Regions from separate parts of the Homo sapiens genome. Here region 1 is linked to region 2. Evidence: chromatin contacts called from ENCODE Hi-C or POLR2A ChIA-PET data. All regions are on one chromosome and are shown on one strand. The core of a region is the stretch at or near the end of the contact, and the rest is flanking DNA. Distances in the headings are between cores, read along the strand shown. Region 1 holds the start of SLC2A5 (solute carrier family 2 member 5). Region 2 has its middle 31 kb from the start of ERRFI1.

Region 1 (5,538 bases), core at 1,257-3,756, 1.1 Mb after region 2:
TGCCCCCGCATTTCTCCTTGGCTCCTACCTCCCCTCTCGGCTGCACTTAATGATTTCCCGGATTCTTACAGACCATTGGGATCGCTTCCTTCAGAGTGTTTTGGGAAGCCCAGCACGCCCCAGCTTTCTCCCCAAGGGGCAGGCTGCTCTCAGGAGCGGGAAGCCCATCCCCACCTTCATCCCTCTGGCCCAGAGGAGGCTTCCTTCCCTGGAGGGCTGAGGCAGCAGGCAGCTGGGTCAGCCCATGCCTCTCGCATGTGGCCATCTGAATCATTTCCTTTCGCAATGTGTTACTCAGTTTCAGGGCCTGCCACGTGGGGGTGTTTCCATTCCTTTCTGCAGCTGGACTTGGTGGACGTGGGGAACGTGGCAGTTGTGCCTTTCTCTGGACAGCGGAGGACCTCCCTGGACCCCAAACACCTAAGTCCTCATCACCTCCGTTTCTTTTCTATAAAATGGAGGTGATGACACTTGATTTGTCTAACACTTTCTTAGTTGTAAGACAAACAAGATGACCCAAGCGAAGGGGCTGAGTAGACTCCAAAGCAGTGCCTCTCAGTTGAGGGCTGGGAGTGGATTCTGCCCTCTCGGGGACATCGGTTGTCACTCCTGGGGGAGGGAGCTACTGCGTCTAGAAGGTAGAGCCAGGGACGCGGCTAAACATCTTATAACACACAAGACAGCCCCTACAACGAAGCGTTAGCCAGTGCCAAATGGAAATCACGCGGAGGTGGAGAAACCAGCCTAAAGAATGATTGAAAAGTAGTAACATTTACGATGGCCGGGCGCGGTGGCTCACACCTGTAACCCCAGCACTTTGGGAGGCCGAGGCGGGCGGATCACCTGAGGTCAGGAGTTCTAGACCAGCCTGGCCAACATGGTGAAACCCCATCTCTACTAAAAATACAAAAATTAGCCGGGTGTGGTGGTGCATGCCTGTAATCCCAGCTACTTGGGAGGCTGAGGTGGGAGGATCGCTTGAGCCCAGAAGGTGGAGGTTGCAGTGAACCTTGATCGCACCACTGTACTTCAGCCTGGGTGACAGAGCAAGACTCTGTGTCAAAAAAAAAAAAAAAAAAAAGCGAGAGAGAGAGAAAGAAAAGTAGTAACATTTACGGGGAACTCACTCTGTGCCAGGTACTTTACATGCATTATCTCATTTAATTGCTCCAGCACCCTATGAGGCGGTATGGTTATTACTCCCATTTTACAAATGAGAAAACTGAGGCACTGAAGAGTTAAAGAACTTACCCAAGTCCCACAGCTAGAATAGGATGGAGCAGGAATGAATCCTGGGGGCTTCTACTTCCCAGGCCCACTCTTTTTTTTTTTTTTTTTTTGAGATGAAGTTTCGCTCTTGTTGACCAGGCTGGAGTGCAATGGCGTGATCTCAGCTCATTGCAGCCTCTGTTTCCCAGGTTCAAGTGATTCTCCTGCCTCAGCCTCCTGAGTAGCTGGGATTACAGGCACCTGCCACCACGCCTGGCTAATTTTTGTATTTTTAGTAGAGATGGGGTTTCACCATGTTGGCCAGGCTGGTCTCGAACTGCTGACCTCAGGTGATCCACCCACCTCAGCCTCCCAAGACCCACTCTTAATCTATGTGCTACAGAGCATGTTTCCAGTCTGCCTATGGTGAGGGTCTCACATCCATGCCTGAACAAATGCTGTTTTGCAAAAATGTGCACTATCCTTCCTCCACTCCAAATATAAGCAGATGCTATTGTGATGAATAAATGCAAATTCTTATAAAGTGTTAATAAGTCAGTGTTACTTTTCTGACATTATGCATTTTCCTCAATCAAGGGAATCTAGAAAGTAAACTGCAATTACGTTGCAGGAGTCCATGAAAATCTTTCCTCTCTAAAACAAGGGAGCCTCAGGATCTAAAAGGCAGGAAACCTACGTGACAGATCTGAACTAAATTCAAATCAAGCAACGCCTTTTCTGAGTTTATCTTGCTTTCATGCAGCTCAGCTATGTTACTTGCTGAAAAAATTAACTGCCCTGAAGCCAAAAGCAAAACGAAAGCAGAGCGAAACATCTCACCAACCATAGAAGGATTTTGCAGCTAACATGTTTGGTTCAAGTTGGGACAAATGAATCCTTTGGGTCTCTTCCATTCAGTTACAGATCCTGCTGTTAAAGGCTGTTCCAGTAGAATGATTTCCACAGAGCACTTGTCTCTAAACCTCTCTCCTCCCTATAAAAGACCACCTGCTGGACAAGACTTTCCCCCTCTCCCCACCATAATCCCTCCCAACACAGAGTTCCCTCTGCAACACCAGGAGCCCCCCAGCGACTCTCCAGGAAGGCTGCACAGGCCCTGGCAGCCAAGCCTGCTCTTGGCCCCTTTCCCTGAGCAACACACTCACCCCTTCCTTCATGCTCTGATCCTGTTGCTCCATGCTTGCTCTGGAAGGGCAGAGTGCCGCTCACCTCCTTTTAGCCAAAGTAACGCGTGCACTGAATGGAGAGAGAAGACATTCTGGGTGCACTTTGGCCATGCCAAATAACAGCCAATAGCATTTTTATAGCCAGATTAAGTCAGAATAACCCTTTCAGGAACCTGGTCTTCCTTTCACTTCTGCTTTTAAATGAAACGTCTGGGGTTTGGCTAAGTAAGTGGGTGCCCCCTGGGGACTGCAGGCCCAGCATTGTCCTGATGGAACAGTCTACGGTATTTCCCCATTGCTAAAGTCTCTACCAGTCAGGCTCATGGTGAATGACTGGAAGGGTTATTTCTGTCAGGAACGCATGGCAAACAACAGCTGTCCTCCACCCTACATGACACCAGGTAATCTGAGGGCAACAGATTGGGCCACTAGAGACCTCAAAGATGCTCTCCCTGCCAGGAAAACTACAGTCAAGTGTCTCTTGGTGGAGAGTCAGTTTTGCCCAAGTCACCGTGTAATACTGTTTGGGGAAAGTTTCTCATTTTCTGTTTTTTTTTTTTTTTTTTTTTTTTTTTGAGACGGAGTTTCGCTCTTGTCCCAGGCTGGAGTGCAGTGGCATGATCTCAGCTCACTACAACCTCCGCCTCCCGAGTTCAAGCGATTCTCCTGCTTCCACCTCCTGAGTAGCTGGGATTACAGGCGTGCACTACCACGCTCGGCTAATTTTTATATTTTTAGTAGACACGGGGTTTTGCCATGTTGGCCAGGCTGGTCTCGAACTCCTGACCTCAAGTGATCCACCCTCCTTGGCCTCCCAAAGTGCTGGGATTACAGGCGTGAGCCATCGTGTCCGGCCTCTTATTTTCCATTTTAAGGAGCTCAGAATGACCTAGGGATGTTACTTTCTGTGTATTCATCACTACTGGGAAGGTGGTAAATACCTCGAACCCCTTTCCAGGCAGGGCAGGGAAAATGAGTCACACCTGCTGGTCCGGGTCCGGCCATCTCAAGGCCAGGCCACTGTCAGCCCCCCATGTTTGGCACTCATTCAGCTGCCACAGGGCACACCAGCGCAAGTGGCCAAAATCCAAAGTCTCACAAGTCCCACAGGTTTTCATCTTTACAGAACATACTCCCAGTTCTATTTGCTGTGGCGTAAATCCAGTTACTTTAGTGATTGATTCTGAATCTCATGCATCTTTAAACAAGCAGAGACTGGGAGCCTGTGTTAGGCACTGTTCCTTGCATTAGCAGCAAATCCCCAGGGTTGCTCAGGGTGGGAGACTGTGAGAAGCCTAGCAGCGTGGCCGTCTGTGTGTGTGTGTGTGTTGGGGGGTCGGGGGGGTCCCTATTCACAAGGGAGAACTCAGCATTCCCTTTCACCAGCTACTGCCTGTCTTTTTCTTCTGCGTATCACTGTCCTAGCACACTGACTTGTGACTAACGCATAGCAAGACCAGAGGTTTCCAATTATTTCAAAGATCTAGAAAAAGTTTCCAAAGAAAATGCACTTTAATTGCAGGGGTAGGGTGGGGAGAGGAAATCAACGATGGGGGAGTGAGGAGACGGGTACAGGTGTGCAATCCAACACAAAGAAGAATCCGGCCGGGCGCGGTGGCTCACGCCTGTAATCCCAGCACCTGGGGAAGCCAAGGTGGGTGGATCACCTGAGGTCAGGAGTTCGAGACCAGTCTGACCAACATGGTGAAACCCTGTCTTTACCGAAAATACAAAAATTAGCCAGGCATGGTGGCAGACGCCTGTAATCCCAGCTACTTGGGAGGCTGAGGCAGGAGAATAGCTGGAACCCGGGAGGCGGAGGTTGCAGCGCACCTAGATCACACCACTGCACTCCAGCCTGGGCGACAGAGCGAGACTCATCTCCGTCCCCCATCCTCCCCCCAAAAATAATCGTCCAAAGTTTGTAGTCATCAGTCATGTCAAGTGCATGACACCTGCTTCTATCTAGGCCCAGATCTTCCACTTCTCCCTGCCTTTGGGCGAGGGGGTAACTAAAACCGGGGGTCGCTGGGGGGGACGCGGACACTCCCAGTCCCCGCCTTGACGGCCCAGCCCGGGGAAGCGGGGACAGTGAGCCAGGCCCTCAGGCCCAGAGGGGATCATCCCGGGAGCTGCGGGCCGCAGTACCCGGTTCCTGCCAGTGACAGGGCGTCGCAAGCACAGCCATGGCGTCACCAACGCTCGACCCGTGCTTCCGCCCTGGAGGGAGCCGAGCGCGGGGACGGGGGCGTGGCGGGAGGCCGTCATGACGCCAGGCTGCGGGCCGCTCAGCCAGTCCCTCTGCCTGGCGGGCCTGCGGGCTCCGGGTGGGTCCTGTCCCTGCCCAGGACCCCTCTGCCTCAGCCCGGATCCCCCTCGGCCTCTGCCTCAGCCCGGGTCCCCCTCGGCCTCTGCCTCAGCCCGGGTCCCCCTCAGCCTCGGTCCCCCTCTGCCTCAGCCCAGATCCCCCCCAGCCTCAGCCCGGGTTCCCCTCCGCCTTTGCCCGAGTCCCCCTCAGCCTCACCCGGGTCCCCTTCAGCTTCTGCCAGAGTCCCCCTCAGCCTCGCCCGGGTCCTGCTTCTGGCCAGGGACCCCCCAACCTTCGTGGCGGGCGGACCAGCCTCCAGGCCCCTGCCTCAGGCCGCCATGAGGCCGAGGCCTGCAGGCTCCGCGAGCAGGGCGGGGTGGGAGACTGTGAGAAGCCTAGTGGCTCAAAGATGGAGGAGGGGGATGGCAGCGGTGAGGTGGGACTGGGGGGAGGGGAGTGGTCCTGGCAAACCTGAGGCAAGAGGATCGCTTGAGCCCAGGAATTCGATCATGCCACTGCACTCCAGCCTAGGTGACAGAGCAAGACCCTGTCCCTAGAAATAAAAAAAATTAAAAATTAAAGTTCCATCTGGATGTCCAGAGGTGAACTGATGAGGGGACAAGAGACCGCTGGATTTGGAAGTGGGGAGAAGGAGCAGTGGAAGGTCTTTGCCGTAGCCCAGGTGAAAGAACAATGTGACTTGGACCAGCATGGGGATGGAGAAGACAGAAGTAGATACACTTGAGGGATATTTAGGATGGAAAATTGACAATCACTTGGTGATAGGATGGGGGAGAGGAAATAGGAGCGTTTCTGTTACTGTTATAATAAAAC
Region 2 (5,172 bases), core at 722-3,221:
CAGCCACTCAGCACACTTATGAAAGAGTAAATTATCTCCGGATGGTGGATAATACCATGTCATTAGTCCATGAGGCATCTAGCTCAGCGCCACCTGGGTCTTAAAGCACTTAAAAATGTAATTATACAACAAATACACCAATACCTGTTCATTGGGAAAGACTCAAATGATACATGAATACATAAAGCAAGACTTGAAAGTTCTCTGTCCCGCCCTCCCTCCCCTACCTCCTCTTCCTTTCCCCAAAGTCCCACTTTGAGGTCTCGCTTACAGTCTGTTTTCTAGGAATTTACAAATATGTAACTCTACACACACATCCACACACATTATGTTTTATACATACACAGAGATTGTACATTATTGTGTCAATTTTTTAAAAATAAAGTAAGGCCGAGCACAGTGGCTCATGCCTGTAATCCCAGCACCTTGGGAAGCCGAGGTGGGTGGATCACCTGAGGTCAGGAGTTCGAGACCAGCCTGGCCAACATGGTGAAACCGCATCTCTACTAAAAAAAAAAAAATACAAAAATTAGCTGGGCCTGGCGTCCGGCGCCTATAAGCCCAGCTACTCAGGAGGCTAAGACAGGAGAATCGCTTGAACCCGGGAGGCGGAGGTTGCAGTGAGCCGAGATCACGCAATTGCACTCCAGCCTGGGCAACAAGAGCAAAACTCCATCTCAAAATAAATAAATAAATAAAAACAAAATAAAATACATAGGATCCTATTGAGTATATTGTTTTGCAAATTGAATTTTTTGAAACAGTATGTCTTAGAAATCTGCTCATGTTCAAGTCCACTTTGTTTATGTAATGGTTGAACAGAATGTTATAGTATAACCACACTGTAATTTAACCTTTTTTTTTTTTTTTTTGAGACTGAGTCTTGTTCTGTCACCTAGGCTGGAGAATAATGGTGCGATTAAGACTCACTGCAGCCTCCACCTCCTGGGCTCAAGCCATTCTTTCACCTCAGCTGCCCGCCCCTTCACCCCCAGTAGCTGGAACTACAGGTACCTGGCACTGCAGGCACATGCCACCACACCCAGCTAATTTTTTTGTATTTTTTTGTAGAGATGGGGTCTCACTATGTTGTCCAGGCTGGTCTCAAACTCCTGGGCATTCCTCTATTAATGGATTTCCCCCATTAAATTTTTTTATTGCAGTAAAATACATACAACATGAAATGTACCATCCTAACCATTTTAAGTATACGGTTCGGTGGTATTAGATACATTCATCCCGTTGTGCAAGCATCAGCACCATCCATCTCCCGAACTCTTTTTCATCTTGTAAAACTGAGACTCTGTATCCAGTAAACACTAACTTTCCTTCCCCCTACCCCTAGCCCCTGGCAACCACCATTCCACCTTCTCTCTCTGTGAATGAGAGTACCCTCAGTACCTCCTCTCCGTGGAATCACATAGTATTTGTCTTTCTGTGACTGGCTTATTTTACTTAGCAAATCATCCTCAACGTCCATGTTGTGGCATGTGTTAGAATTTCCTTCCTTTTTTTTTTGAGACCGAGTCTCGCTCTGTTGCCCAGGCTAGAGTGCGGTGGTGTGATCTTGGCTCACCGCAACCTCCGCCTCCCAGGTTCAAGCGATTCTCCTGCCTCAGCTCCCAAGTAGCTGGGATCACAGGCGCGCGCAACCACACCAGGCTGATTTTTGTATTTTTTGTACAGACGGGGTTTCGCTGTGTTCTTCAGGCTGGCCTCAAACTCCTGACATCAAATGATCCGCCCGCCTTGGCCTCTGAAAGTGCTGGGATTACAGGCGTGAGCCACTGCCCCTAGCCCATAATTTCCTTCCTTTTTAAGGCTGAATAAAATTTAAGTGTATGTATGTTCCACATTTTGCTTATCCTTTCATCCCTTTATAGATTCTTGGGTTACTTCCACCTCTTAGCTATTGTGAATAATGCTGCTGTTAACATGGTGTCCACAGCTCTTCCGGACCCTGCTTTCGATTCTTTGGGGTATACACGCAGAAGTGGAATTGCTGAATCATATGGTCATTCTCATTGTGGTTTTGGTTTGCATTTTCCTAATGACTAATGATGTGGAGCATCTTTTCATCTGCTTATTGGCCATTTGTACATCTTAGATATGTCTATTCAAGTGCTTTGCCCATTAAATTTTTTTTTCCAGGGGCCATGCTAATAATCTGTGTTGTTCCATTTTTAGTATATGTGCTACTGAAGTGTGCACTTTGCCCAGTTTTGAATCGGGTTTTTGTTGTTGCTGCTGATATGATTTGTTTTTTTTTTTTTTTGAAACAGAGTCTCACTCTGTCTCCCAGACTGGAGTGCAATGGCGCGATCTCAGCTCACTGTAACCTCCACCTCCCGAGTTCAAGCGATTATCCCACCTCAGCCTCCCATGTAACTGGGATTACAGGCATGTGCCACCATGCCTGGCTAATTCTTTTGTATTTTTAATAGAGATGGGGTTTCATCATGTTGACCAGGCTGGTCTTGAATTCCTGGCCTCAAGTGATCCACTTGCCTCAGCCACCCAAAGTGCTGGGATTACAGGCGTGAGCCACTATGGTTGACCCACGCATAAGCCAACTTTAATGTTTTTCAATAAAGTTTTGTAATTTCCCCATTAAGCGTTTACACATCTTTTGGATTTATTGTTGGTATTATTAGGTCTGTCTTTTTTTCTTTCTTCTTTCTCTCTTCTCTTTCTTTCTCTTTTCTTTCTTTTTCTTTCTTTCTCTCTCCCTTTCTTTCTTTTTCTCTCTTTCCTTTTCTTTCTCTCTCTCCCTTTCCTTTCCTTTTCTTTTTCTCTTTTTTTCCTTTTCCTTCTTTCTCTTTCTTTCTTTCTCTTTCTCTCTCTCTCTTTCTTTCTCTTTCTCTCTCTCTCTTTCTTCCTTTCTCTTTCTCTCTCTCTCCTTCCTTCCCTCCCTCCCTCCCTCCTTCCTTCTTTCCTTCTTTCTCCTTTTTCTTTCTTTCCTCCCTCCCTCCCTCCCTTCCCTCCTTCCTTCCTTTCTTTTTCATTGTTAATTCCTTTTTTAAATTGTTTTCTGATTGTTGCTGGTATATAGAAATACAGATACTTTTATTTACTTATTTACTTTTTTAAGAGACAGGGTCTTCCTCTGTCACGCAGGCTGGAGTACACTGGTGTGATCAAATTTATGACCTGCTTTTAGGCAAAAAGGGGGAGGGCAGAGAACTCTTTCTGGATCTGTTGATTCTCAATTGCCTTCAGCTCAAAATAATCTTTATGTCAAAGTCGCATATTCTGTGGTGGCCTGTCCGGATCCCCTTCAAGTCTCTCTGACCTTTCTTCTGCCCTCCAGCCTGGGTGACAGAGCTAGAGTCTGTCTCAAATAATAATAATAATACAATAAATAAATAAATAAATAAATAAATAAATAAAGTACGCTTTCCATTCTTGGTTTGCTAAGAGTTTTTGTCATGAGTAGATGTTGAAATTTATTGAATGGTTTTCCATCATCAGTGACATCTTCTGGCTTTTCTCCTTTAATCTATTACCATGGTGAATTATATCAGTAGATTTTCTTTTTCTTTTTTTTTGAGACAGAATCTCGCTCTGTCGCCCAGGCTGGAGTGCAGTGGCGCGATCTCAGCTCACTGCAAGCTCTGCCTCCCGGGTTCATGCCATTCTCCTGCCTCAGCCTCCCCAGCAGCTGGGACTACAGGTGCACGCCACCACGCCTGGCTAATTTTTTTGTATTTTTAGTAGAGACGGGGTTTCACCGTGTTAGCCAGGATGGTCTCCATCTCCTGACCTTGTGATCTGCCCGCCTCGGCCTCCCAAAGTGCTGGGATTACAGGTGTGAGCCACCGCGCCCAGCCTTATGTCAGTAGATTTTCTAATGAACTAGTCTTGCATGCCTGAAGTAAACCCAATGTGGTCATTATGTTTTTATACATTACCAGGTTCTATTTGATAAGTATGTAATTTAAGGGTTTTTACATCTCATGGGTAAAGTTGAACTGAAACTTTCCTTTCTTGTACTGTCTTTGTACAGTTTTGGAATCACAGTTACGCTGAAGTCCTATCTTTTTTTTTTTTTTTCAGATGGAGTCTCACTCTGTTCCCCAGGCTTGAGTGCAGTGGTGCAATCTCGGCTCACTGCAAGCTCCGCCTCCCAGGTTCGTGCCATTCTCCTGCCTCAGCCTACCGGAGTAGCTGGGACTACAGGTGCCCGCCACCACGCCCGGCTAATTTTCTGTATTTTTAGTAGAGACAGTGTTTCACTGTGTTTGCCAGGATGGTCTCAATCTCCTGACCTTGTGATCCGCCTGCCTTGGCCTCCCAAAGTGCTGGGATTACAGGCATGAGCCACCGTCCCTGGCCTAAAGTCGTGTCTTGAGTTGGGGAGCATGTTAGGCCATTCTTGCATTGCTATAAAGAAATACCTGAGATTGGGTAATTTATAAAGAAAGAGGTTGATTTGGCTTACGGTTCTGCAGGCTGTACTGGAAGCATGGCCCTGGCATGTGCTCGGCTTCTGGGGAGGCCTCAGGGAGCTTTTGCTCATGGTGGAAGATGAAGTGATAACAGGAGTCTCACATGGTGGGAGCAGGAGCAAGAGATGGGGGTCGGGGAGTAGATGCCACACACACTTGACAACAACCACATCTCGGGAGAACTCACTACCAAGAAAACTGCACCAAGCCATGGAGGATCCGTCCCCATGACCCAAACGTCTCCCACCAGGCCCCACCTCCAACACTGGGGATAATTCAATATGAGACTTGGGTGGGGACAAATATCCTAACTATATCGGGAGTATCCCTCTTCTGCTTTTCTATATAAATATTTCTGAAGGGTAAGAAATACCTATTCTTTGAATGTTTCATGGAAATTTCCCCTAAATCCACCTGGGTGTCAAGTTTTTAAAAACGGAGCTGAAATTCATCTAACAGAATGAACCATGTTGAAGCAGACTGTTCAGGGGCACTTAGTACATTCATAATGTGCAGTCCTCACTGCTGTCCAGCTCCGTAATACTTTCATCCCTCAGAGTAGATCCGGTGCTCATTAGAAGTCATCCTCACTCCCCAGTCCTCTCTCCCACAGCCTCTGACAAACCCTATTTGACCTTCTACCTCTATGGATTTACCTATAATGGATGTTTCATGTAAATGGAATCATATAACATAATGGAGTAATATTGTATGGATGTACCAC

Evidence for each region. A loop is a pair of places that touch in the nucleus more often than their neighbours do. ChIA-PET counts read pairs that join two places held with the same protein, here RNA polymerase II (POLR2A). Pooled maps may share reads with other maps.
Region 1: a pooled map shows a loop between it and region 2 (6-fold over the local background). The contact joins the promoter of SLC2A5 here to the enhancer-like site in region 2. A Hi-C loop is called at or near these places in 1 of 37 single-sample maps with no recorded cell type and 3 of 50 pooled maps. POLR2A ChIA-PET finds 5 or more read pairs at or near these places in 1 of 52 experiments (CD8-positive, alpha-beta memory T cell).

What each region holds. Positions count from the first base shown.
Region 1 is chr1:9,067,129-9,072,666 of GRCh38, forward strand. SLC2A5 (solute carrier family 2 member 5) reads right to left here and starts at 2,507. Exons shown (of 12, transcript NM_003039.3): 1 at 2,376-2,507. The coding sequence starts at 2,408.
Region 2 is chr1:7,992,265-7,997,436 of GRCh38, forward strand. No RefSeq gene overlaps it. Among named protein-coding and RNA genes, the nearest start is that of ERRFI1, 31 kb to the right of the region's middle. RefSeq lists an enhancer at 1-104. Within about 2 kb of position 1,972, at least 3 of the 41 ENCODE cell types and tissues checked have a DNase peak (open chromatin) inside an H3K27ac peak, as active enhancers do.